5 separate regions of the Homo sapiens genome follow, and regions 2, 3, 4 and 5 are each linked to region 1. The links are chromatin loops, found by intact Hi-C in ENCODE. Cell type or tissue: adrenal gland. All regions are shown on one strand. Links, peaks and the distances in the headings refer to the core of each region. The heading gives the core; the rest is flanking DNA. Region 1 overlaps ZNF516 (zinc finger protein 516). Region 2 overlaps ZNF516 (zinc finger protein 516). Region 3 has its middle 20 kb from the start of LINC01879. Region 4 holds the start of LINC00683 (long intergenic non-protein coding RNA 683). Region 5 holds the start of LOC105372212 (a long non-coding RNA gene).

Evidence for each region. Peaks named below come from ENCODE experiments on the same cell type or tissue, not always from the same donor. Only the 100,000 strongest peaks of a DNase experiment are listed, where the experiment ranks them.
Region 2: a loop joins it to region 1, with 2.5 times the contacts of the local background. A loop is called at or near these places in 36 of 110 quality-filtered maps.
Region 3: it touches region 1 in a loop (5-fold over the local background); 100 of 110 quality-filtered maps call a loop at or near these places.
Region 4: it touches region 1 in a loop (2.6-fold over the local background); 73 of 110 quality-filtered maps call a loop at or near these places.
Region 5: it touches region 1 in a loop (5-fold over the local background); 86 of 110 quality-filtered maps call a loop at or near these places.

Annotation. Positions count from the first base shown.
Region 1 is chr18:76,397,119-76,401,819 of GRCh38, reverse strand. All of the region lies in intron 3 of ZNF516 (zinc finger protein 516), which reads left to right. Among named protein-coding and RNA genes, the nearest start is that of ZNF516-AS1, 92 kb to the left of the region's middle. In adrenal gland, for the core only: a CTCF peak has its summit at 2,723 (motif pointing left); a DNase peak (open chromatin) is centred at 2,739; H3K27ac peaks cover 656 bases.
Region 2 is chr18:76,478,606-76,483,306 of GRCh38, reverse strand. All of the region lies in intron 1 of ZNF516 (zinc finger protein 516), which reads left to right. Among named protein-coding and RNA genes, the nearest start is that of ZNF516-AS1, 11 kb to the left of the region's middle. RefSeq lists enhancers at 2,994-3,564, 3,565-4,136. In adrenal gland, for the core only: a CTCF peak has its summit at 2,180; no DNase peak of the experiment used is centred there; H3K27ac peaks cover 1,060 bases.
Region 3 is chr18:76,707,724-76,712,424 of GRCh38, reverse strand. No RefSeq gene overlaps it. Among named protein-coding and RNA genes, the nearest start is that of LINC01879, 20 kb to the right of the region's middle. In adrenal gland, for the core only: a CTCF peak has its summit at 2,450 (motif pointing right); a DNase peak (open chromatin) is centred at 2,584.
Region 4 is chr18:76,617,827-76,622,527 of GRCh38, reverse strand. LINC00683 (long intergenic non-protein coding RNA 683) reads right to left here and starts at 2,751. Exons shown (of 2, transcript NR_120419.1): 1 at 1,334-2,751. In adrenal gland, for the core only: a CTCF peak has its summit at 2,100 (motif pointing right); DNase peaks (open chromatin) are centred at 2,367, 2,497 and 2,967; H3K4me3 peaks cover 2,485 bases; H3K27ac peaks cover 3,917 bases.
Region 5 is chr18:76,684,093-76,688,793 of GRCh38, reverse strand. LOC105372212 (a long non-coding RNA gene) reads left to right here and starts at 1,371. Exons shown (of 3, transcript XR_935657.4): 1 at 1,371-1,925; 2 at 2,315-2,427; 3 at 4,132-4,701. RefSeq lists enhancers at 382-1,358, 1,370-2,326. In adrenal gland, for the core only: a CTCF peak has its summit at 1,888 (motif pointing right); DNase peaks (open chromatin) are centred at 389, 1,038 and 1,877; H3K27ac peaks cover 1,567 bases.

The DNA.
Region 1 (4,701 bases), core at 371-4,370:
GTGGTTGGTGGTGGAGGGGTGCGGCGCGGGGGTGTGGTTGGTGGAGAGATGGAGCGCGGGGGTGTGGTTGGTGGTGGAGAGATGCGGCGCGGGGGTGTGGTTGGCTCTGAGAGCCCCGGGAAGGAACTGACTGGGAGGCCGGTTGTGCTCCGGGCTCACCTTGCCCCAGGAGTGCCGTCGGTCTGTCCAGGGGCCACATAGGGGCCCATGCGGGCTCTGCCAGCAGCTGCAGGGCGTTTCGGAGATGGCCTCGGAGAAGCCCGTGGGCGGAGAGGGACGGACTTAGGCTTGGCCTCTTGTGACCAGCTTTTTGATGTAGTACTTGATGGAAAACAGCTTACTTAGCTTTCAAAATTTTGAATTCATAGATCCAGGGCTCCAGCTTGGTCAACGAGCTCCTGCGAAACAGTTGCAGAGATATTATTTTGTAACTCCTTCTCAAAATAGAAATATGACTGAGTGGTTGAGAAGATAAATGCAGTAATTAGGGCTTTCCAGAGATTTGTCTGAGGCATTGTTCAATTGGGGCTTGAAATTCTTTTTTTTGGTTCACAAAAAAAAAAAAAAAAAAGATAAATTGAAGGTGAACTATAAGAACAAAACTTAACCCATTTATGCCGGAGGTTGCAAATTTCTTTTTTTAGTGAAAAATCAGACCTTGGTGACAACCTTGAGCAGTAGGATATAAATAACTCCCATGAGCTTAGCGTTCCAATAATGGAACACTAGGCATAAATGGGTTAAGATGTACAGGAAAGGAAAATACAGTTATTTCCTCTTTTTAAAAATAGGAGAGAAGAGGAAAACGAAGGAATGAAGTCTGAAGGAGAAATGTATATATATATATATTGTGTTTACATCATTTTAATGGACACTATAATTACAACCCTTTTGTTACAACTTACAGTGTGATTAAGGAAGCCTGCCTGAGATATTTCAGGAACAATATAGTGTTGTGATTTGGGGAGAGTTGCTGAAATTTTTAAGTAAAATGTCAGATCTTTTCCTTAGGTATCCATGGTGGACTGGAACTTCTGAGACTCAATATTTATATTACATAATAGTTTGAACTCTGCATGTGGGAGCTGTAGAAAACCTACATGTTTCACATTTGTTTATATATGTGTAACCATAACATGCTTTAGTTTTGCCTGGCTTTCTGTGTGGACAAGCTTCCTAACCAGACAGGCCGTGCCTACGTAGTTTGATTCCATTTGGTCACCCCTCTCTGCTTATAGCTTTATAATCCACACTCAACCAAGTACGGGGTCAGTACCAGCCAGGTTGTGAATTCATCAGAACGATAAGAGTAAGAATGTCTAATGGGGAAAGCTGGGATGTTTATTTGTTTATTTAGTGTCCTAAAATAATGAAGTTTTAACTTTCTGGGCGTTTAGGTAGCAAATCCTACCAAGTGCTCAGAAATAGCTGTTTCTCAAATTATTCAGTCCGTCTTACCAGAAGACACACATCACAGTACCCAAAGAATGACAATAATTGTAACATAAACCTCTGTGAAAGGACTTAGAAAATTGTGTCGTGAACACCGTGAGCCTCGCCTGCTCCTGTGTTCATCTCTGGCCTAGGCTCAGACCTGGGGGTTGTCTTTTTCCCTCTCTGGCTTCTGCCCCAAGTCGGCCTCTTGGGAAATTGTCCCTCCATCTGTCTCCCCTTCCAGTTGCTCACTCTGAATTTCCAGCCCTTTCACACCCTCCTGCCTGAGTTTGCTAAAGTGGGGGCGTGTGCAGGAAGGGCCACTTTCAGAAGGGCTGCTGCCCTTGGGCAGGGCTGATTGCTCTGCGGTGATGGTCTGCTCATCCCACGGTGGGAGAGGCACATCCTTACCCTTGAAACCACCCCACTGGGAGACCAAACTAGGCCAAAGAGCCAGGTATCTTAGCAGTTTCCATTTCATCCACATGTCACTCACAATCTTAAGTGATTATTGCTGGTTCCAAGCAGAAACATGGTGAGGGCTGGTGGCTGGGTCTCCTCCTGCAGGTGGTGACCACCTGGGACCGGTATTGAATGGACGATGTCACCCAGAGCTATGTTCAAGGGATGAGAGTGTTTCCCGACTTATACAGTATCAGGGGGGCCCTGGGGCTAGAAGTCAGACCTGTGGACCTCGAGTCTAGAGGTGACAGAAGACAACTTAGGTGCTGTTTTCCTGAACCTCCTCTCTAGCGCTTAGAACGCACCCAGGCTTTCGCTGAGATGAGCTGCCTTGAAGCCAGCATGGAGAGCATTTTCAAGTCAGTTACTAAATGACTAACATACTTTAAGTCAATTGCTAACTCATTACATTTGAGTAAGTTTTTGCAAGGTTGGACATTTTTGAAGTTGGATATGCTGACTATATATATAATCCCCCACATGTAATGTTCATGGACATAGTTTGCTTAATTCCGTCTATGCCAAAATGCAAATATATTATTAATTTAAAGCCCTCTGCATTTTTAGCCTCTGAAAATATTGTTGAAGGTGCAAACTGAAATGTAAGATGCAGATCAAAAGGATGCATTGCTATACTGACAGTGCTGTGCTTCATAAGACATGTGCATTTTGCATTTGTCCTGATGATCTTTTAAGGCAAGCTCTTGGTGTAAGTCTTTTGCAGATAAATGCCTGTTGTTGAAAAGTGGATGGCTCTTCCATGTACGGGGACCACACGCGTAGCACCAGCACCAGGAGGGAGTCGGGCTATAGCTTGGGCGCAGGTGCCATCTAGTGGTAGCTTCCATGCATTGCGCGGGCTGCCAGGATGCCTCGGGGAAATCCGCCTTCCTCTGTCACGGAGGACAGAGACCGCTTGTGTTATGAAATGGCCTTTGTTCCGTAAGTCAGACACATGCCTGATTTTAAATCTGAAGACTCTACTAATAAGTGATCCTGATTTTTTTTTTTAAAGACTCATTACAGTTTCTTTGTAAAAGACACGGAATTTGGATTCTGTGTTTTTGGACATTTATGCATCGCAATAGAAAAAGTTGTAGAAAGCCATGCAGGTGCTAGCTAGTTTGTGTGTATATTAGTTGGCTTTAAGTCGGAGAAGTGTACAGTGTTATTTCTCTTCCTGAGACTTACTCCCTCCTATGCCTCTTAAAACACTTTGTGTAGGAGAAAACACACAAGTGGTTTAATTGTATTCTTTGTGACTCCTGTTGGAAGATTCCAGGCCCCCATTCCTTCAGAAAGGCCCCCATTCCTTCATAACTAGTGTTATGGGCCTGGCTTTCCTGCTCTCCTCCTTACTCTAAGCTTCCTTATTTTCATTCTAACATCTACCAGCGGCGTCAGCACCTTCTTCCCGACAGTCCCCGCCACCATTCTTGATAAGACTTCATGTACGGCCTTTGTGCTAGCTGGCATCTGCTTCAGACAGCTGCGTCATACAAGGAAAGATTCGTGTTAGCTAATTATTTTTTGCCAACTTGGATAAATTTGTAAGTGGAAATCTTCATTGCTCTCTGATTAAAGTATGGTTTGCCATGTTTTAAAAAATAATAAAAGAATATATTGATTGTATTTTCTCCAGTGGATGTGTTTTGGTTGGCTGTTAGGATCTGGGGACGAAGGAAGGTGTGTAAGGTGTAGAGTAGCCGTGAAAGCCAACTTGAATTCGATTCACTTCAGCATTTGATTCACAACAGAAAAACCAAACCTGAGCGACGCTTCTTTATGGTTGAGTCAATAGGAAGCAGTTAGTAAATTCCAGGTTTCTGGAACCTGATTATGTTTTATGCCGGATAAACTGCTGTTTAACCGAAAGCTGTCATGGAAGCTAGAGGTATTTGATTAACCTTTAAGTTGTTGATTCTGTACTCACTGATTTAAAAAGTAACACGAATAATTTGTCTAGTCAGAAATTCTATATTTAATTTGGGACTGTTTTTGTTCGGACATCAAAATACAGCTTCCAAGGCTGGGGGCGCAGTGGCTCATGTCTGTAATCCTAGCACTTGGAGATGCCAGGGAGGATCACTTGAGCCCAGGAATTTCAGAACAGCCTGGCAACAGAGTGAGACCCATCTCTACAAAAAGTTTTTAAAAAAGTAGCCAAGCATGGTAGCACACGCCTGTAGAGCCAGCTACTCAGGAGGTTGAGGTGGGAGGAGGGCTTGAACCTGGGAGGTTGAGGCTGCAGTGAGCTGTGATTGCACCAGTGCACTCCAGCCCGGGTGACAGAGCAAGACCTTGTCTCAAAAATAAAATATCGTGTCCAGAGTACTAAGATATTTATGTAATTTTCTGTTAACACAGATAACATACTTTCGCAAGTTGTTTATGTTAGTAGATTATCACTTAAAATGAAAACGTGTACTCAGTCATCCAGAAAAAGTAGAATAAACATCTTGGGGTATAATTTATCAAAATTTTATAATACCATTCAGTTCCATGTTGCTCTAGTCCTGGCATTTTCTTGTCATTCAGATTTTTTTTTCTTTTTTTTTGTAGTTCACATTGTATGTGTCATGATAAGAATCATTCTTGAAGACATTTCTTTAGAAGAAACTTTTCTGGCCATAGGACTGAGCTGGACGATTGGCAGCAGCGTTTATTATTCTGTATGAAAGCCCAGGGCTGCCCTTTGATGAGAATGAGGGCAAGACCCACGCTGTCACTTTCCTACTCCATGGCCTTGGTGTTTGGGGCTTGGGTCTCCCCGACTCGGTGCCTCTGGAGGGGCTTGTGGCTTCC
Region 2 (4,701 bases), core at 422-4,421, 81 kb before region 1:
TGTGCATTCTCCTCCTTTCTTTCCAATGGTCAGGTTGGCTGGCTTGAGCTGTGTCTGCCCCGGGTTGCTGTCTGGACCTTTGCAGATTATTAAACACCTCCTGGAGGAGTCTCCACCCCGCCTGCCTTCTCCAGCAAAGCAGGCAGCTGGGCCAGGGAGCAGGTAGTTTTTCTTTGTTGTGCAAGAGCCGCTTAAGAAACAGTGGCCTTTTGCATTCTCAACATGAGCAAACGTAGCCAACACCCTAGATTTCTTTTCTTAAGAGGAAAAAAATTAGTAAATTCAGAATTTTTTTTCTTTTCTTAAGAAGATAGTACTGAGTACTCTTCATTATTTACCCGAACCTATATACTAGGTGATTTTGCTACCTTTCTAGACATTTCTCAAAATAGGACCAATATAAATGAAGAAATGCAAAGACTTATTTAATCAGTGTAGTCATTTATGGACTTCATCCTGTAGGCCGTGGTGTGAGGATTTTTGCAGGCTCGTTTGAGTATCTGGTCATTGAAATCTCACTATTTGTATGTTGGTAATAATAGTTTGCTTGTTTCTGCCTATTTCATTGCATGAGAGAATGAAGTGTGCACGTAAGGTCACACGTTTGATACAGACAGATACTCTCTAATTTACGACAGGGCTGCCTTCCCAGAAACCCATCCTAAGTTGAAGATACTTTTAAGTCGGAAATGCGTTTAATACCCTTCAGTCTACTGAACATGGTAACATAGCCTCACCTACCTTAAGTGCGCTTGGAATGGGTAAATGTTAGCCGACAGTTGGGCAGGAGCACCTGGCAGTGCAGGTTGCCATGAAGTACCGACGTCCACCCTGGAGATCGCGGGGCTGCCGCTGCCGGGCCTGTGGAGGGAGCAGCTCACTGCTTTCTGCTGACTGCCTGTGGCTTCCTCACCTGGTAAAGTTGAAAAAGTGTAAGTCAAACTTTCCTAAGTTGGGGACCATCTACAGTAAAATACAAACAAAAATAAAGAACGGGCAATGGAATAATAGGTCGCGATGAAGGGAAAAGCTGGATCACATATGTACGTCTTAGGATTCCCTCCCGTTGGTAGATGTGAACCAAAACTTAGGATGTGAGCTTTCTGGCACCTAAAACAAAAAGCAAAACATGGCCGTTGATGTGTTGCACTGACTCTCAGGAAAAAAAGGCATCAGTTCTCCCATGAAGGAAAAGCTTCTTTTAGCATTAGCGCTAAAGTCAACTTCTAAACGTTGACTTTAATACTGGTTGTTTTAATACAGGCTGTATATTCTTACATAGACAGTGCCTTCAATAACATTCTTAAGGCAAAAGCTATTGTAGCTTTTGGAAAGTAGTTCCTTGTAGCTACTTTGATACAAAAAGCCAAGGGCATAAAAACAAAATAAAAGGTATTGAGAGCTACTTTTTGAATTACTATGACAGTAAGATGTAAGTTATCAACATTACTGTTTCCCATTAAATTAATAGAAATTTTATTTTCATTACTAATGACTTATGAACTTGAATCAGATTGGGCAAATGCCTCAATAACTAGTTCCCTAAATAAATAGCCCACCAGTACTCATTTTCTTTCAACAAACATTGATCAAGTGCCTACTATGAACAGAGCATTATTCCGAGTTCTTTATATGTGTTATTTAATATGCACAGGTCTTAGGAAACAGGCAGTAATTCCCATCCCCTTTTACCCGAGAGGACACTGAGGCCTGCACAGGTGAGTAACTTCATCAAAGTCCCACAGCCAGGTTATTAAGCAGCTCACCTTTTGGGCCATTCCCTTGAGTGTCCGACCCTGGTCATGCTTGTTACCCTGTGTGGAGTTCATTTCATTTTGGTCCGAGCCATTTGGGATTATGTAGCTTTAGAGATGACACTATGGGAGACCAGTGTCCCTCCACCCTTCCTCTTTCTAGATGGCTGGGGTTTCTGAAGCATCATCCAAGAGGGGGTTGGGACAGGCTGTCTGCCTCTTTGGGGTCCCCAGCCTGTCTATGGGCCTGCTCTGTTCTGAAAATAAGCAACAATTTTGAGTCATCCATCACAAATGAGAAACTTAAGAGAGTGATCTGAAGAGAATTTGATGCCAAAAAAATTTCTGGGTCAGCTGTAGCCATCCCAGTGAGCTGGTGGGACTTGGTCCCGTCCTGCCTCTGACCAGGCTCAGTGGCCTTGGATCCTAGGTCAGCTCCTGTGCAGTTCCCATGAAGCCCAGAGGGGGCTTGAGCCACACCCTCCTCAGCTCAGAAACCTGGGTCTGTATTTGCAAAACTCCAGGGCAGGGGTCAGCAAACGTTTTCCCTAAAGGACCAGATAGTATTTGATAGACCTGCCTCACAGCTTGAGAGCAGCCCGAGGCAGCCTGGCAGGGAAGAGATGGACTTCATGGGCACTTGACATTTGAGTTCCATGCCATTCACATGTCACAAAATACTCTTCTTTTGATTTTGTTTTTAATCCCAACCATTTTAAAATGTAAAAACCAGCCGGGTGCGGTGGCCCACACCTGTAATCCCAGCATTTTGGGAGGCCGAGGTGGGCGGATCACTTGAGGTCAGGAGTTTGAGACCAGCCTGGCCAACATGGCAAAACCCCATCTCTACTAAAAATACAAAATTAACTGAGCGTGGTGGCGGGTGCCTGTAATCCCAGCTACTTGGGAGACTGAGGCAGGAGAATTGCTTCAATCCGGGAGATGGAGGTTGTAGTGAGCTGAGATCACACCACTGCACTCCAGTCTGGGCGACAGAGCAAGACTCCGTCTCAAAAAAAAAAATATATGTGTGTGTGTGTGTGTGTGTGTGTGTGTGTATGTGTATATGTGTGTGTGTATATATATGTAAAAACCAGCCTTAGCTCACTGGCTGTACAAAAACAGGTGGTGGGAAGAGTTTGGCCCGCGGGCCTGTAGTTCGCTAACCCAGCATTCAAGGGCAGTTTTGCCCAAGAGAAGTACCATGCACGCTATGTCTATCACTTTACGTTTTCTAGTGATCACATCGAGAGGTAAAAGGAAACACGTAAAATTAATGTTAATGATAGTTTTATTTAATCCAGTATATCCAAAATCCAAAATGTTAAACGTGTAGATGACAAGAATTACTACTAAGTTTTTTTTTGTTCTTTTTTTTTTTTTTTTTTTTTTTACACAAAATCTTCAGTGCCCCATGTGCATTTTACCTTCCCAGCCCATCCCAGTTTGGGCCAGCCCCACTTGGCAGCCTTATAGGATGGCATAGCTCTAGGGGCGCCCCGCCACAAACCGCCGCCTGGTGCCAGGGTTGAGTTAGAAATCTCCAGGCAGGTTCCTCTGTTTCTGATTTCTGCTATTTGTTTTCAAACCAGGACACTAAGGGGGAAGGTACATTGCTTTAAAACTGTCTCTGGGGGATCCCAGCAGTTTAAGGGGAAAGGGCTCTTTTTTAATAACCTCAGGCCCTGTCCCAAGTGCCACAGTGGTGAAGTGTCAGGGTCCTGGGTGTGGAGGGGAGGCGTCTCTTCGGGAGACCACAGGGCAGCCAGGAGGCCAAGGGCCTGACCCTGCCAATGTCTGCCCCTCTGCACACTCTTGCAACAGAGGGCCCCTGTATTGGTATTTCCCATGTTCCCTGCACCCAGGTCTCCACTGGTGCAGCATTTGATAACTCAGATTTATTAGCTTCAGCATTGTGGGTCTGCAGGAAGGAATCTTGGTGTGGCTGTGAATCTAGTTCCACATGTGGTGTGACTTCTGGCCCGTTACGAACGCCTGTGCGTCTTCCCTCCATCTGTGGGATGAAAGGGGAAGCCAGCCTGCCCCAGGGGTTAGGAGAGGACCGTGCCCCAGGGACACCTTTGGACAATGGGGAGCTGGAACCCTGTGCAAAGGATCACTCACAGAGCAGGCAGAATTGCAGATGCAGACTGACTTGCCGGGAGAATTTCAGAAAACAGAAGGAAATCATGATGGATTGAGTTTATTCTTTTCCCGAACAATTTCTGTTGTGGTTTGCTGAGAGAATGTGGCCCGTGTTCACAGGGACGTTCTGTTCTTTAGCAGCAAGAGCTGGAACGACTGTTGACCATTTTACCTGCCCTGTAGGTCCAAGTCAAGGCCCCTTTTATTCAAACATCCCGAAGTCATGTGACTCTTAAGATCGCACCAATGGACTTGGTGGACAGACTGAGGTATCCTGATGATGATTGTTCCAGGTCTGTTCTGAGAAGGAACAAAAAGGTTTTCTCTTCCCCAGTGGATCTTTTTTTTTTTTGGACAGAATCTCACTCTTGTCACCCAGGCTGGAGTGCAGTGGCATGATCTCGGCTCACTGCAACCTTCGCCTCCCAGGTTCAAATGATTCTTGTGCCTCAGTCTCCCGAGTAGCTGGGATTACAGGCGCACACAACCATGCCCAGCTAATTTTTGTATTTTTAGTGGAGATGGGGTTTTGCCATGTTGGCCAGGCTGGTCTTGAACTCCTGACCTCAAGGGATCTGCCTGTTTCGGCCTCTTACAGTGCCGGGATTACAGGTCTGAGCCACCATGCCCAGCCCCACAGTGGATCTCTTAAGTGAAAAGCTGCAAATGTAAGCATTTTAATAAACTTTGATACAGAACTGAGAGTGTACTGAAAGTGTGTTTGAAATGCACTCATTTTTCTGCTTTGCTAGAAAAAGTTTTTCTGCTTTTGAAGTTTTGGATCATGAATGTATATATATTC
Region 3 (4,701 bases), core at 311-4,310, 310 kb before region 1:
TGAGGGGACCATGGTGAACGTAGAGCCCCGGGCCTCACCTTAGATATGCAATTAATCCGGCCGGGCGCGGTGGCTCACGCCTGTAATCCCAGCACTTTGGGAGGCCGAGGCGGGCAGATCACGAGGCCAGGCGATCGAGGCCATCCTGGCTAACACGGTGAAACCCCGTCTCTACTAAAAATACAAAAAAATTAGCCGGGCGTGGTGGCGGGCACCTGTAGTCCCAGCTGCTGGGGAGGTTGAGGCAGGAGAATGGCGTGAACCCAGGAGGCGGAGCTTGCAGTGAGCCGAGATTGCGCCACTGCACTCCAGCCTGGGCGACAGAGCGAGACTCCGTCTCCAAAAAAAAAGATATGCAATTAGTCCCCTTTCTTCGCCTCTGCCTTCTCCTCCCCTAACCTGGCTCAGCAAAGCCTAAGGCCAAAGGCTTCAAAAAGTCTGAAGTGTTAAAGTATAAGCTGAGGGAGAGCAGGGCCCTGAAGGGCAGGGGTCACTCACTGAAGGGTACGGCCGGCTCTGCAGCGTGGTGAATCACTGTGCGTCCTGGGCCTAAGGCACAGGTGAGCGCCAGGTGCAGGGCATCTTCCCCACGCGCAGAGCAGGAAAGGCAGTGAGCACAGACACCCAGAGGCTCCAGTGTTTGCTGGTCTCAGCCTCGGCTAAGCACTTAACCTTTACACACAGTGTCCCAATTTAGTGCTTCCAATAACCCTGTTCAATGCTATTATTGCCTTCATTTACATCTAAGGAAAGTTCAGCCCAGAAAGGGCAGGTTACTTGCCCAGGTACCCACAGCTGGTAGCTAGAACGAGGTTTTGGCTCAAGGTTTCGGGGGCTCCAGATCCTAATCTCTAATCCACTGAAGGCCAAGCCAACTCAGAAGGATTGAGTTTTAGAATGAGAAAAACCTTCATCATTTTTTAGGGCCAGCAAATGTCAAGAGGAGGAGAGTCAAGAGGCAACCTCACAGAGCACGTCCTGTGTGCCAGCCATGGAGCCACGGGCAGGACGAGAAAAGTCAGTCTGCTGCCCTTCCCAGGGCACTGACCTGAGACAGAAAGATGATCTCGATGAACTCTCCTGGGCTGCGGAGGGCTGGGATGTTTGGGGAACTGTCGGGATAGGCAGAGCCTATAAATCTAATGCAGAGGCCTTACTTACACTGAGCCAGTTACAAGAAGCAACTCTTGCTAACTCCCAACTTAAAAGGCCAACAGTCTGGATTTCCCATGGCCGCACCTGCCCCACCCCACCCAGCTAGGCTGCTAGCATCAGGAATTGGCCAACATTTTGGGGAGTGAAATGACTCTGACAAGTGGGGCCCTCTGGAGAGCCTGAGGCCTTCAATAAGTCCTCAGAGTCCTGATTCTGGATGATCAAAGGAGTCCTGGGTCTGCCTGAAATCACCCAGGAAATGGTTGTTTGGTGTCGTTTCCTGCTGGCCAGGACAGGCCCTGCAGGCTGCCCAGAGCCGCTCCCCTGCCAAGAGCAGGCATCTGTCAGTGGCCCTGGGGTCATGGCTGGAGATGAACATTTTTGAACTTGTTTTAATGATGTTCAGAAGAGAGGAGCAAGAGAGCAGGTGGTGGCCCTGATGCACACACTCTCAAACCAGGTGGGACGGCCACCTGGTCACCCTGCCCAGGACACAGGCCCTCAGGTAGCCCCGCCTGGTGGGTTTCCTTCAGGGTATGTTCACCTGCTGGCACTCACCTGTTGGCGCCCTGCAGCTTGGCACCACCTCCCTCTAGTACCCCACACTGTACCCCACACTGTATTGCAAATGATGAGCGCTTGCTCTCGCTAGGGAGCTCAACTTCCATCTCTTTTTGCCAAAAAGGCAAATCAGTCACAAGTGCAGAACTCGCTCGTGATGAGGATACGCCAACATGCTGGACAGAGGTGTGGAGGATTATTTTCTGGAGGGGCCAGTATTATATTCTTTGCGGGTTCTACTCAAAGCCAGGGTCCCTTGGGTCTTGTCCAGGGCAAGGGCCGGGGGTTAAGTGTCGAATCCAGTCAGCAGCAGTTGTCTCAATTTCAGTTTAGACATCATTAAAAGGGTTCCTTGAAAGCAACTTGACATTCGAATGGAGAAAAAAAGAGTAAAGTAGACAATCCCAAATGTTAGATAATACAAATAATTGGTATTCTGTGTGTTTGGCATACGTGTGGTTCTTTCATTTTAGGTGGGCCTAATACTCTAGGAATTCAAAATCTTTCAAAGAAGTAAACATGCAGTTCTACAAAGACCCTGGAAATTGTCCACATTCCATATCCTGCCTGCTCCTCACCTATTTCCCTTCCCCTGTCATGTGTTTTGACTTTTCTTAACTTTTTCAGGCTCACGTGTTCAACTTTTAAAAGGGTTTTCCCTCATCCCTCAAAACAATAATAATTTAAAAAACCTAATAAACCCTGGAGCTGTAATTCGAGCGTAGGGCCACCAGATGGCAGCGGAGCATAAGTCACAGGCTCCGCGCTGCACCGGAAAGAAGCGCCTTGCTAGATCCTGCCGTGGGGAAGAAGGGCCCGGAGTCTATACACGCGGGTATAGACTGCACAACAGATTGAGGAGGAGGCTCAGCTCAGACGGCTAAGCCGTTTATTCTCAATCACGTGAGTCGTCAGTAGCAGGAGGCGGACCTGACTCAGGCCTGCTGAGCGCTCAGGCTACCTCCAGGGATGTGGAACCAGACAGCTCCTTGTTCCTGACCCAAAGACGGCTCATCTGGATGTTTAAATGTCAACAATATTGGCCTCTACCCAAAGCTTTAAGTGGAAAATCTCGAATATTTCTAACTGATTCCTCTTTCTTCTGCCGCCGGGCCCTAAGCCCGCAGGGCCCGTCCGCTGTCCTTGGAAATGCCTCTACAAAAATCCCCGCCGCCCTTTCTGTTCAATAACGTGACGTTAGCCACATGCTCGCTAGTCTCAGGGATTCAGAAATGTCAACTATTCTCTCCTCCTTTAAAGATTTTTTAAAGGGTAAACCAAGTCCCAGGTAAAATTTTATCTGAAGGAATTCTTAACTTACAGCAACTTCTAAAGCTGGTTTTATACCCAAGTTAGAGTTAGAAAGTTCCCTGGATGTCCTCCCTGTTTGACCTGGCAGGGGAGAAGTTTCTAGCACGCTTGTCTTTCCTTGCTTCTAGCCTAGCTGGGTTATTTTTAACTCAGGGACTGGCCCCGAGGCCCCAGCTGCTCGGAGTGGTCGAGGCCCCACAGGTGTGAGGGCTGGGGGCCTTGAGAGGCTCGGGCACCTGGCCCAGCAAGCACCTGGGCCTGGAGTCCACCCCAGGCCTTGGGGTTCTTTACAGACTCTTGCTCCGGGTTACCCCAGATTGCTTCATCCCGCCCCAGGGGAGGTGCAGAGGTGAGGCCTGTGAGACCTCCGCCACCCCCTCCTCTGCAGCTGTGACCCCGGAATCCGGTTTTCCTAAACTTGGTGTAACAAGGCCCTGGCAATGGCCTGGGCGCCAAGGCCTCAGTGTGGACTCCGTGGATCTAGGAGGGTACCTGGGCAGAGACAGCCATTTCCCCTTCACGTGACCATCACTTCCGGGTCACGTGACGACCGCTCTCTAAGCCACGTGACACTGCGGGGCATGGCAGGTAGGCGTGGCACGTGGAAACCAAGCTCTATCTCTTATGGGAGTCCCGAGTCGTCAGCCTTTGTTTCACAGAACGTTCCTGCGGCTTCCCGGAGCAGCCTCGCCAGAGTCCAGACCAACAGGATGCTGCCCGCCCTTCTTAGTGTGTTGGGGGTGCTAGGCCAGGAAAAGGGCCCACGCGAGATCTGCGTAGACAGTGATGACCCAGCCTTGCAGGGGGCTCCCGCAGCAGCTGAGGACAGGCCTCGGGGTGGTCGCCCACAGGCGGCCTAACCCTGCCTGCAGCCTCGGGAGCAGCCACGGTTGGATGGGGCAGTGGGAGGCCTGTGGGGATGCGGAGAGTGTGGTGGGGGTGAGAGCCCTTCTTTGATCCGCGCCGGCAGGGGAAAGGGATTTGGATCCCGGGTATGACAGTTGTAAAACAGGAGGCTCCTGAGGCCTGGGTGGCCCCGAGCAGAGGGCCAGGCCCGGCCCATCCCTGCTGTCTGAGCTGGTTCTCAGGCCACCTCCCGGAAGCCAGAGTCCCTGGCAGTTGGGAGCACAGACGCTGTGGCTCTTGCTGTTAAGGCCACGGCACCCTGAGAGAACTAACACTTGTGTTAGGAAGGCAGCGGGTTCACAGCCGCTTCCTGAGCAGAGCGCGTCAGGCCCACCTGTGTGGCTGTTGGGCTGCAGTTGGCTCCTGGAGACATGTCAGGGACAGGCGCCTCAGAGAAGGATGATCTGGAGTCAGGCACTCGTGTGAGGCACTGCTGGAGTGAGGGGTCGAAAGAGGGAATGGATTTGTGATTTTTTTCTAAAGTGAAATTTCTCCTGGGCATTTCCACTTTCCTCCGAATTTGCCTATACTTTAACCCTTTGCTAAGCCTTGCCTCAAGCACATCCCCACCGCCACCGTCTGCATTTCACTGTTCTCAGGGCCGTAAATGTCCGGTATTAGCCACAACCTTTTACTGGATTTGCCTTTGCCATCTTACATTGAAAACAATGCCTTAAAAGGGAGACCGAGATTTCTGCAAGACGAGTTTCAGCTCAAATTTCTCGCCCATGAGGAATAGGGAAAACAGGTCCCTCTCCCCCTTAATGG
Region 4 (4,701 bases), core at 205-4,204, 220 kb before region 1:
ATTTCTACATTCTTTCCATGCAAGTAATATATGATCTTTATCATCTGTTAAACACCACTCACATATTTCAGGTGGCTGTAGGTTGATTGCTAACATTTAGATTAAACAAGCAGTTAGAGTCTGATGTTTAAAATAAAATAAGACAAGCCCTTGAACTCTGGGACCAGGTATGCCCCGTTATCTGGTCGTACCTGAACGAGCCTGTGTTGAGCACCCAAGGCCGCTGGGCACGTCTGTGGATGTGGGGTTTCAGGCTCAACCCACTCGAGGAGCAGGGGGCTTTTGGGAGGTGGCAGCCTCCTATACAAAACGAGCTGCCAGTAAATATTTATAGAACAAAGAAATGCATGAATTTCTCCTGAATTAAACATGATACATTTGTACAGAGCATAGTTCACTTTCATTTCAGTGACCCAAAATCCTGCTGAAAGTGTTCTTCCGAAACCTCAGAGCAGGAATGCTTCCTGTGCTTGGAAACTCCCTGGAGACACCTCCAATCGGAGTAAGCAGCAGAATTATCTGCACACTCATAGTCTTGCAGTCGAGTATTTTTACTGAAAAAAAAAAAGCCGTCTGTTTGAATAGGAAACGATGATATCATGTGACTGGCTTTCTCCTGCCACCCACTAATTTGACAACAGATCAGATCAGAGGAAAAGTTACTCAAGTCAGAATTTTTTTAAAAAAATCTTTTGGGAACAAACTCATAAATGGAAGAAAGGGGAGAGTAACAAATGCAGACTGAATACATGGCAGGTCCAGGCTTTTACTATCATTGTTTTTAGCTCACCAGGTAATCAAAGCATAAAACAAAGGGTGATTTGTCAAAGCTTATGCTGTTGTCCCTGAACCACCAAGGGGGGGGTGGCTGCTGGACTAATTCGCTTCACGTGGGAATCAGTGTTTACCATTTAAGGGTCCTGATAGAAAGTGCACGATTTTCAAACTGGAAAACATAAATAATAACGCGTGTTGCCACTAAAGTAGTGGCACCTTGCCGTATTTCTCTTCTGAATGGAACAACCTACATTTCAAAGGACAGTCTCCTTCCACATGTAAATATTTATTTGCTTGCTGCTGAGGAGTGTCAGGAAGTACTAAAGAACGGTGTTTAGAGTTTCAGAAGCAAATTGCTTCTGCGCACGCCTTGAGTCACTGGATTCTGTTGAGCTCTCTGCCTCTACGTCAGGGCTTCATTAATCTTTTCTTTTCTTAAAAAAATAGAAAAGCTTTTCATTTATTGCTTCTAGGAAGCCAGGTGCATTGCAGTGGATCTCTTCGGCAGAATCACTGCTTTGTGTGAATATTTATTGTGTAATTATTGAGCACCTACCATGTGCAGGGCAAGGCGGGGGGCACCCAGGCGTCCACTCTCCTGCAGAAGTCCTGGGTCCCAGGCCCGCATCTTTGGGGCCACCTTCAACTGGGAGGGTGTTCGCTTTTCTGTGACACAGAGAGGCTTAAATCCCTCAGTGATTTAAAAATCTCGTCTGTGAGTCCAAACTGCTAGGTTGGCAGCCAGGAAGAGAAAGTTCCCAGGATTTTCAGTGGCTGAAGTTCTGGGCAAACAGCATTTGCACAAAGGAGGGGGCGAGGAAGGGGTGCAGGGAGGGCTCTCCAAGTGCCTGTTCGGCATCAGTTTACAAGTGTGCTTAGGTTGTATTTAGATGTTACGATGATTTTAAAAGTGAAATTTTGGCATTTTGCATTCAATCCTGACTAAAGCTCTTTGGTATATCGACTTAAAAGGTCTTCAGATTGCCAAGATTTTGCAGCTTGGATAATATCTTTGGAAAGGTTAAATGAGTCCATTTTCTGGAGCTTTCGTCAGCACAAGCCCATGATTCTCTGCCCTGCTGAGAAAGGAGGAGGCGAGCTGAGTTCTAGCAGATCCCCTGCTTCCGTCTCCCTCGGGCGAGCCTGTGTCTTCCGTCCCAGGAAGCCCGCTGCCGAGAAGCTGCCGCGGGTACATGCATTTCCACCTGGGCGCTTCGTTGCGTGTGAAGAAGGCCGGACGACGTCTGTTGGTGTGGCCGCAGCCTTTCAAGACATTTTAGCAACATCTGAAAGGAGAACTCCACACAGGAGCCCAGGCCTGCAGCAGGGGGCGCGCCTGGCCTCAGAGCAAACACAAAGACCAGAGGCAAACTGGTGGGGAAACGGACCTGCTCCCCAGCACGTGGGGGGCGGGTGGGGGGGGGGAGCTCACAGCGAGCGCTGGGGAAGGGCTGGAGGTCTGCAGGCCCGGCCTCCCTCCTGAGATGGGGAGAAGGGCGTCTCCCCCAAGGTGCTTTCCGTTCTGTGCCTGTCGGTGGGAACACGTCCCTGAGCCCACAGACGGGTGCCCTCCCAACACCTGCGTGGCATCTGAGGGTGGCAGGCAGCCCTGGGCCCTTCCACTTCAGGCCAGCCCGCCGGAAAGCCCGCGAGCTCCTCTCCCAGCTGACCCGGGCCTTCCCTTTTCATCCCTCTTCCTCTCCCTCCCCGCCCCCCGCCTACACTCAACAATTGGTGACCTCCTTCCAACTGCTGTGAAGTGACTTGGGTGAAACTGGAGCCAGGGGCGGAGGAACAGCCCCCTCCTGCTCCCAGGAACTCGCAGGCACAGCCCTCTTGCAGGCTGCTGGCTTTTGTTTTTAAGAAGCACCGTGTATTTTCTCTAGCGCAGGCCACGCTCAAGTTCAGGGTATTAAGAAACTGCCGAGCTGTCACCTTCACCTCAGGGCATTCTTTCTATGTAGCGCCATGTGTACGAGCGAGATCTCCCAATAGCTACGCCGGACCCACTCCTCCCACAGTATCTGTGTGCTCCTCCCAGACATTTATGTGCACACATCTGCAGACTGTCGTTCTAAGGCTGGTAGAAAATATCAGAGAGCCTTTGGTCAAATGGCTAGAACAGACCTGCTGAGCCAGAGGAGAGAACCTAATTAATCTACAGAATGTTCTCAGCTCACCAGGATGTTGGGCAACAGGAACGTCCCAGGCCCTCCAAGGCCGAGGGAGAACAAAAAAGCGGCCTGTGATTCAGTCGGGTTCACACCGTGGAAGCCAGCTTCTCTGTAACCACCGAGACACGAGTCCTCCCACACAGGCCGCACCTGAGCCAGCAGCTGCCGCTGGCAGTCTCTGAACGCCTTATCACCTGGTCATGTGGCCTGAGCGTCAGGATATCTCATCCACATTTTTACTTTCCCTGCCATGTAATCAAATCTTTCCAAACCTTTAAAGAGTTAGGTGGGAAAAAAAAATCAAAGCCAAGTTTTGCATTACATCTCCTGTGTATTTTCAATCCATTACAACAGAAACCCAGAAGAGGAGAGGAAAAAAATTAGGGGTGGACATCTCTGGCATTTTTTTCCTGTGCCCCAGTGAACCCACGACTTCCTCCTCCTTCCCACCAGGGTTGGGAAAGTTCCCAATACTGTGATTATGATATACTATATTGGATACATTCTCTTTTCTTTTTTTAAGATAAAAGTTTTATTTCAGAGAGAAGCACAAAGCCCCAACTGTTGTGAACAAGGCAGGGATTTGTGGGGACTCTGAGACCTTCAAGAGGAAACAAAATGCATCAGCTTTTGATTAAGAAGAGGACACCATGGTCCCAGCCTCCACCTCTCATCTCCCTGGCCCCAGCCCATGGGTTCTCACGACCCTGGCAGAGGGCTCCTGGAGGCTCCTCCAGCCACATTCCTGCTGCCTCCCTCTCGGGCCCTGCTACTCTTATTAAATCATCTCCAGACCCTAAGCCTCCCTCCCCCATGCTGGATCAGTTTACCTCTGGATTCCCAGTTCAGCCATTGCCACGAGGTTCTTCCTTCTTCCCTCAAGACACAGCCCCTTGACCTCCCTCCATTCTGACTTCGGTAATCACCAACTCTGAGCAACCACATTCAGACTTCATCCATTCAATGTGCATTAAATGCCTATTGTGTGCCAAGTACAGTCCCCACACTTGGGGTGCAGCAGGCAAAAGGAGAGCCACGGGTTCATCGTCACAGGTTTCTGATGGCCACTTCTCGAGTTGATCCTCAGGTGGAATTGCCAGCCTTGGTGACAGGGCTTCCTGTACATCCATGCTTCCAACTCCAGGAAGACCCACCTCAGCTGGACAAGCACCTCATTCTGCACCTGTGGATTCCACAGTCCCACTGAGACACCAGTTCACCCCAGTTATCTCTAGAATGAGGCAGAGTTCAGGGAAACCACAAGAGTCAAGCTGACCCCCATCTTTCTGCACCCCTCTCCACCCATGACCCTCTCTAGATTGCATTTTCAATCTCCTCCCACGAATCCCTTCTCTTATTCCCACAACACAAGCTCACCTCTCCATGCCTTAGTAAACAAACCAACCAAGAAACAAAAAAAGAGCCCTCTGTTTTCGCTTCCCACCATCACATTGAAAAGAATAGTTCCCACTCTTCTGGCCTCCTACTGACTCTTAGATCCGTATAATCTGACATCCAGCTGAAACCTTCTGCCGTTATACATAATTGCTTTTTCAAAGATTATAGGACCAAATGACCCACGTTTATTTTAAATTTGGGTTTAGTATTCAATCACCGAGTCACTATATCCATCCTTACAACTCCTGTTCATGCCAAGGACCTTCATCTGAACTGTCACCACATTGGTAAAGGTCATGAGAGGAGATGCCTGGGGCTAGGTGTCCTAACCCGGGAGGAAATGCCAAGGACC
Region 5 (4,701 bases), core at 356-4,355, 290 kb before region 1:
GGGGTGAGGGGAAGGCAGACAGACATTTCTATTCCCTGCTCTCTGTGAATGCAAACACAACACTGCATGGTTTTGCTCTCAGACCTCTAGGAGCTCAGGGAGCAGAATCCCCTCAGTAATGCCCCTTAAAACAGGGACTCAAGTAGATTATTCTCCCGGGGCTGCGGGACACTCCCACTCTTCACTTGACAAGAACACCAGCATTGGGCTGTGCCATGTGAGTCTTCCCTGAGAAATGTGCTGGACAGCTGGGGTCCTCACTTCCAGTCCAGTCCTTTTTCACGCCCATCAGCTCCTTCCTGCTTTGTTCAGCCATGGCTGCCCCAATTGAGTGCAGTGGCAGGCAGTATTTTCCTCCTGGGAATTGGCCAGTTCCCTTCTTAGGTAGCTGGTCTCTGGCACCTTCTAACCACTGAAAAGTCAGGAACGAAAGAGTTTCCGGACCTTGGTCATTTAGATAATGGTATGCTGTGCCCTCGGACAGGTCAGGGTACTGCTCATGATAAATCCCACCATGCTCACCCTGTCACCTGCTGGGCTGCTTTTTTTTGAGACAGGGTCTTGCTCTGTTGCCCAGGCTAGAGTGCAGTGGCATGATCTTGGCTCACTGCAGCCTCAATCTCCCGGGCTCAGGTGATCCTCCCACCTTAGCCTCCCAAGCAGCTGAGACTACAGGCACACATCCCCACACCTGGCTAATTTTTGTATTTTTTATAGAGACGGTGTTTTGCTATATTGCCCAGGCTCAGGTCTTCCGCCCCCCATGGCCTCCCAAAGTGCTGGGATTACAGGCGTGAGCCACCGCGCCCGGCCTGTTGGGCCGTTTGTGTAATGCCATCCGTGCCTCCTCCTGTGTGTCATGCGGGAACACCAATCATATTTTCTGATTGTATCTCTGAGCAGACATGGCATCAATGGCCAATAAAATAGGGCCTCCTGGAGACAGCCCCGGAGAGCTGTGCGAAGACAGCCAGCCACGCACCACGGTGGATGGAAGCTAATTAAAAATGACTTATTAAACACTGCAGACACCACAGCCCAAGGCTGCAGATGAACAAACACTCATGTTTCAACACTGGCTTTTCACAGGGAAGGCAGCCATGCTGTCGTTCTGGTAAGTCATTATTTACCTCCTGAAACTCACCAAAGGGTCTTCAGTCCTCCCCCAGGCCCCACCCCCTGCCCCTTCTGTGTGCCTGTTACAAACCCTGATATTGAAGTCATTCTGCTTCCCTTAAACTGAGGTGTTTAGAAAGGCAACAGATTGTACAATTTGATGTCAAGGACTTATTCTCAGAAAAATGACTCATCTTTATTTAAAGGGTCTATTCAAGTGAGAAATGAATCATTCTCACCTGATGGCCCTCACTGGGTGGGAGAGGGGGCGGAGGTTCCGGGAGAACCAAGTCTCTGGGCACTCTTTGCTGACTCTCCAGCTTAGAATCTCAAGCTTTGGGGCCTGAAAGGAAAGCTGTTTTTTAAGGCATTCGACCTAAACCAAGTTTTAAAAGTATCTTTAAGTATTTCCTTTTTTTTTTTTTTTTTTAGGATAATGAAACCATAGTTGCAACACCCAGAGCTTGGGCTTAGAAGCAACTTTGACAGGATCTGTAGCTGTGAAATTTGCATCCCTGTAACACAGTAACTTATCATGACAAAGATCTGTTGACGTCAATTCCTTTATTACTCTTATTTGTAGGCCAAGGGAGGGACCCAGGGCCCTGATATTGTTGCCTTGGTGCTGTAAGGATTGGATCTGGGTCACTCTGACCTACAAAATTGATACATGGCCCTGGAATAACCTGCACATTTTGAAGAGGAAGAAACAAAACAATCGGTTACTAAAGGCTTGGCTGACTCCAGATCGTGCAATTTCACGGGCTCCCAGGAGATGGCAGCCACTTTTTGGAAAACAGTCTTTAAAGGTACACAGAGCAACAGCGTGCTCACCCCTGGGGCCAGCCGTGGAAAAGTAGGAAGGGCCGGGTGCAGTGGCTCACGCGTGGAATCCCAGCACTTTGGGAGGCTGGGGCAGGAGGATCGCCTGAGGCCAGGCGTTTGAGACCAGCCTTGGTAATAGAGCAAGACCCTGTCTCTACAAAAAAATACAATTAACCGGCTGCGGCGGTGTGCGCCTGTGGTCCCAGCTACTGGAAGGCTGAGGTGGGAAGATCACTCGAGGCTCCAGCCTGGGTGCAGAGCAACACCCTCTCTCAAAAAAAAAAATAAATGAAAGAAAGAAAGAAAAAGAAAAAAGAAAAGTAGGAAGAAGGCAACACTTTGATTAATCTTCGTCTTTTTTTTTTGACAACAGAGCATTGCTGGGTGACCGGTCGAGGGGCAGGACATGCAGGATGATAGTCGCCTGCTGAAAAGGCACTTCTGACAGGCCAGGGTGCAGCACAGAGTCTGCCCAGAGAACCACGTGTGAGTCCTTAAAATGGTCATAAATATGTGTAGGGATCATCACCTTATTTTTAGGGATTGCATCCATCTTAGGGGACCATCTGAACTCTGGAGATCATAGCCAATGCTTGCTTGACATCCCAAAAGCAAAACAAAACCCAGCAACCCCAAGGACCAGATTCCAAAACTAAAAGCAAAAGGACAACAGCGGGATGGCTGAGAGGCCTGTGCAGCACTGGTGGCCACACCTGCGGGGGCAGAGGGAAGGAAGGGCCACACATTCCCCAGCACCTTGAGCCTGGGTGCCGGCGGGCAGTGTGGATGAGGACTGTGTCCCTGGAGTGGTCCCCATTCACAGGCAGAGAAACCAAGCCTCACGCAGTTTGTCTGTTGCGGGTGGTGGGGGTGAGTGGAGCTGGGTAGGGACCCCCCTGGCTCTTGGACACCAGCCCTCTGACAGGTGCTCCAAGCACCTCCACCAGTCTGCATGGGGACTCCCAGAGAGCAAGGGCACGGCTGTGCCCGTTTCTCCTTAAAGGTGATGCAGGTGTGCTCTTCTTCGCTGGCAAGAAAGCTCCATTTTGCTGTTTGCTGTCTCGGCACAAACATTTTCAAAATGGGATTGAAATCTCATTTTCTCCAGTTTTATTTTAAATACAGAAAATGACCCCATGATGAATTTCAAAGCCATAGTTGGGCTTGTCGGGCTCTCAGACTCATACAGGGGGTCTAACCCTGGAAAACCAAGTGTGCGCCACCTTTTGCAACTCTCCCACAGGGGCCTGGAGCCACTCCCTTCCTGGGAACGCTGATGCCTGGAAGGTCAAAGGCAGCGCAGTCAGGCGATCTCAGCGTGGTGCTTTGTGGATACAGATCTGGAGAGGGGATATGGGGACTTGAGTGATGGGGGTGGGGTCTGTAAATGCAGGGCTAAGGGATGTGTTCATTTATTCCAAACTGATGGGATGTCCTGGCAGAAAACCACAAACTCATAGAAAAAGAAAAGCTGGCCGGGTGCGGTGGCTCACGCCTGTAATCCCAGCACTTTGGGAGGCCGAGGCAGGCGGATCATGAGGTCAGGAGATTGAGACCATCCTGACTAGCACAGTGAAATCCCGTCTCTACTAAAAATACACACACACGAAAAAAATTAGCTGGGCATGGTGGTGGGCACCTGTAGTCCCAGCTACTCGGGAGGCTGAGGCAGAAGAACTGCTTGAACCCGGGAGGCAGAGGTTGCAGTGAGCCAAGATTGTGCCACTGCACTCCAGCCTGGGCGACAGAGCGATACTCCATCTCAAAATAAATAAATAAATAAATAAATAATAAAAAAGAAAAAGAAAAGCCTACCAGTTTGGCACACTTTCATGATTTGCTCACCTGTAGATTATTTTTAAAAGGACGACACCGGGAGGAATGATGAATACAGGACTCTGCCAATCACTGCTGAGTTGATGCAGCACAAATGCCTTGTCTTGATGTAAGTGGTTCAACAACATGCTGGGACTTGGCACTGATGGGGTCAAGGCTTTCTATGAATTAATACGCAGATGTGTAGCCTCCTCTCCCTCCTAACCTCTGTAAGGTGAGTTGCTGGGCTGTGAATGACAACACAGCCAAGTGCAGAGAGAAGGGGAGCTTGGAGGATCCACACATTCAGGGCCCCTCTTGAACCACTAGAAACATTTGAAGCTTCATTTAAAGCACTCCTTATCTATCTCCCAGGTGTTAGGAAGAGTGATGTCCAACCTTGGCAGCTGCTGTGTTCCCAGGAGTAAAACAGAGATTCTCGGCATCATCCTCAAAAGGACCCGTGGAGATCGCTGCACGGAGTCAATCACCTGACAAGTGCACCAAGAATGCCCTGTGCCTGGAACTGGCTGCCGTGGAACCCACAGACGCGCAGCATGGGGGATCTGCCAGGAGGAGCCGTGCGGCTGCCCAGCTCATCCCCACCCTCCAAGAGCCCACAGACGCGCAGCATGGGGGCCCTGCCAGGAGGAGCCGTGGGGCTGCCCAGCTCATCCCCACCCTCCAAGAGCCCACGTGCCTCTGCGCATCAGCCACAGTCTGAGCTGGGCACAGAATCGACTCGTGGCCTCTTCAGTTTCCTCAGTGGCTCTTTCTCGACCCCGCTTCTTAGAGCCAGGGTGGCAACTGAGAGCAATGGCGAAACAGGTGAAAATGGGGAGAAAGGGCAGCCAGCGCTGAGATCCACACCCACTGGGAGCCTCCCCTGCTCTCCAGGTCCTGATAATTCAGATGACAAAGCACTCAGCCAGTCAGCTCTAATCC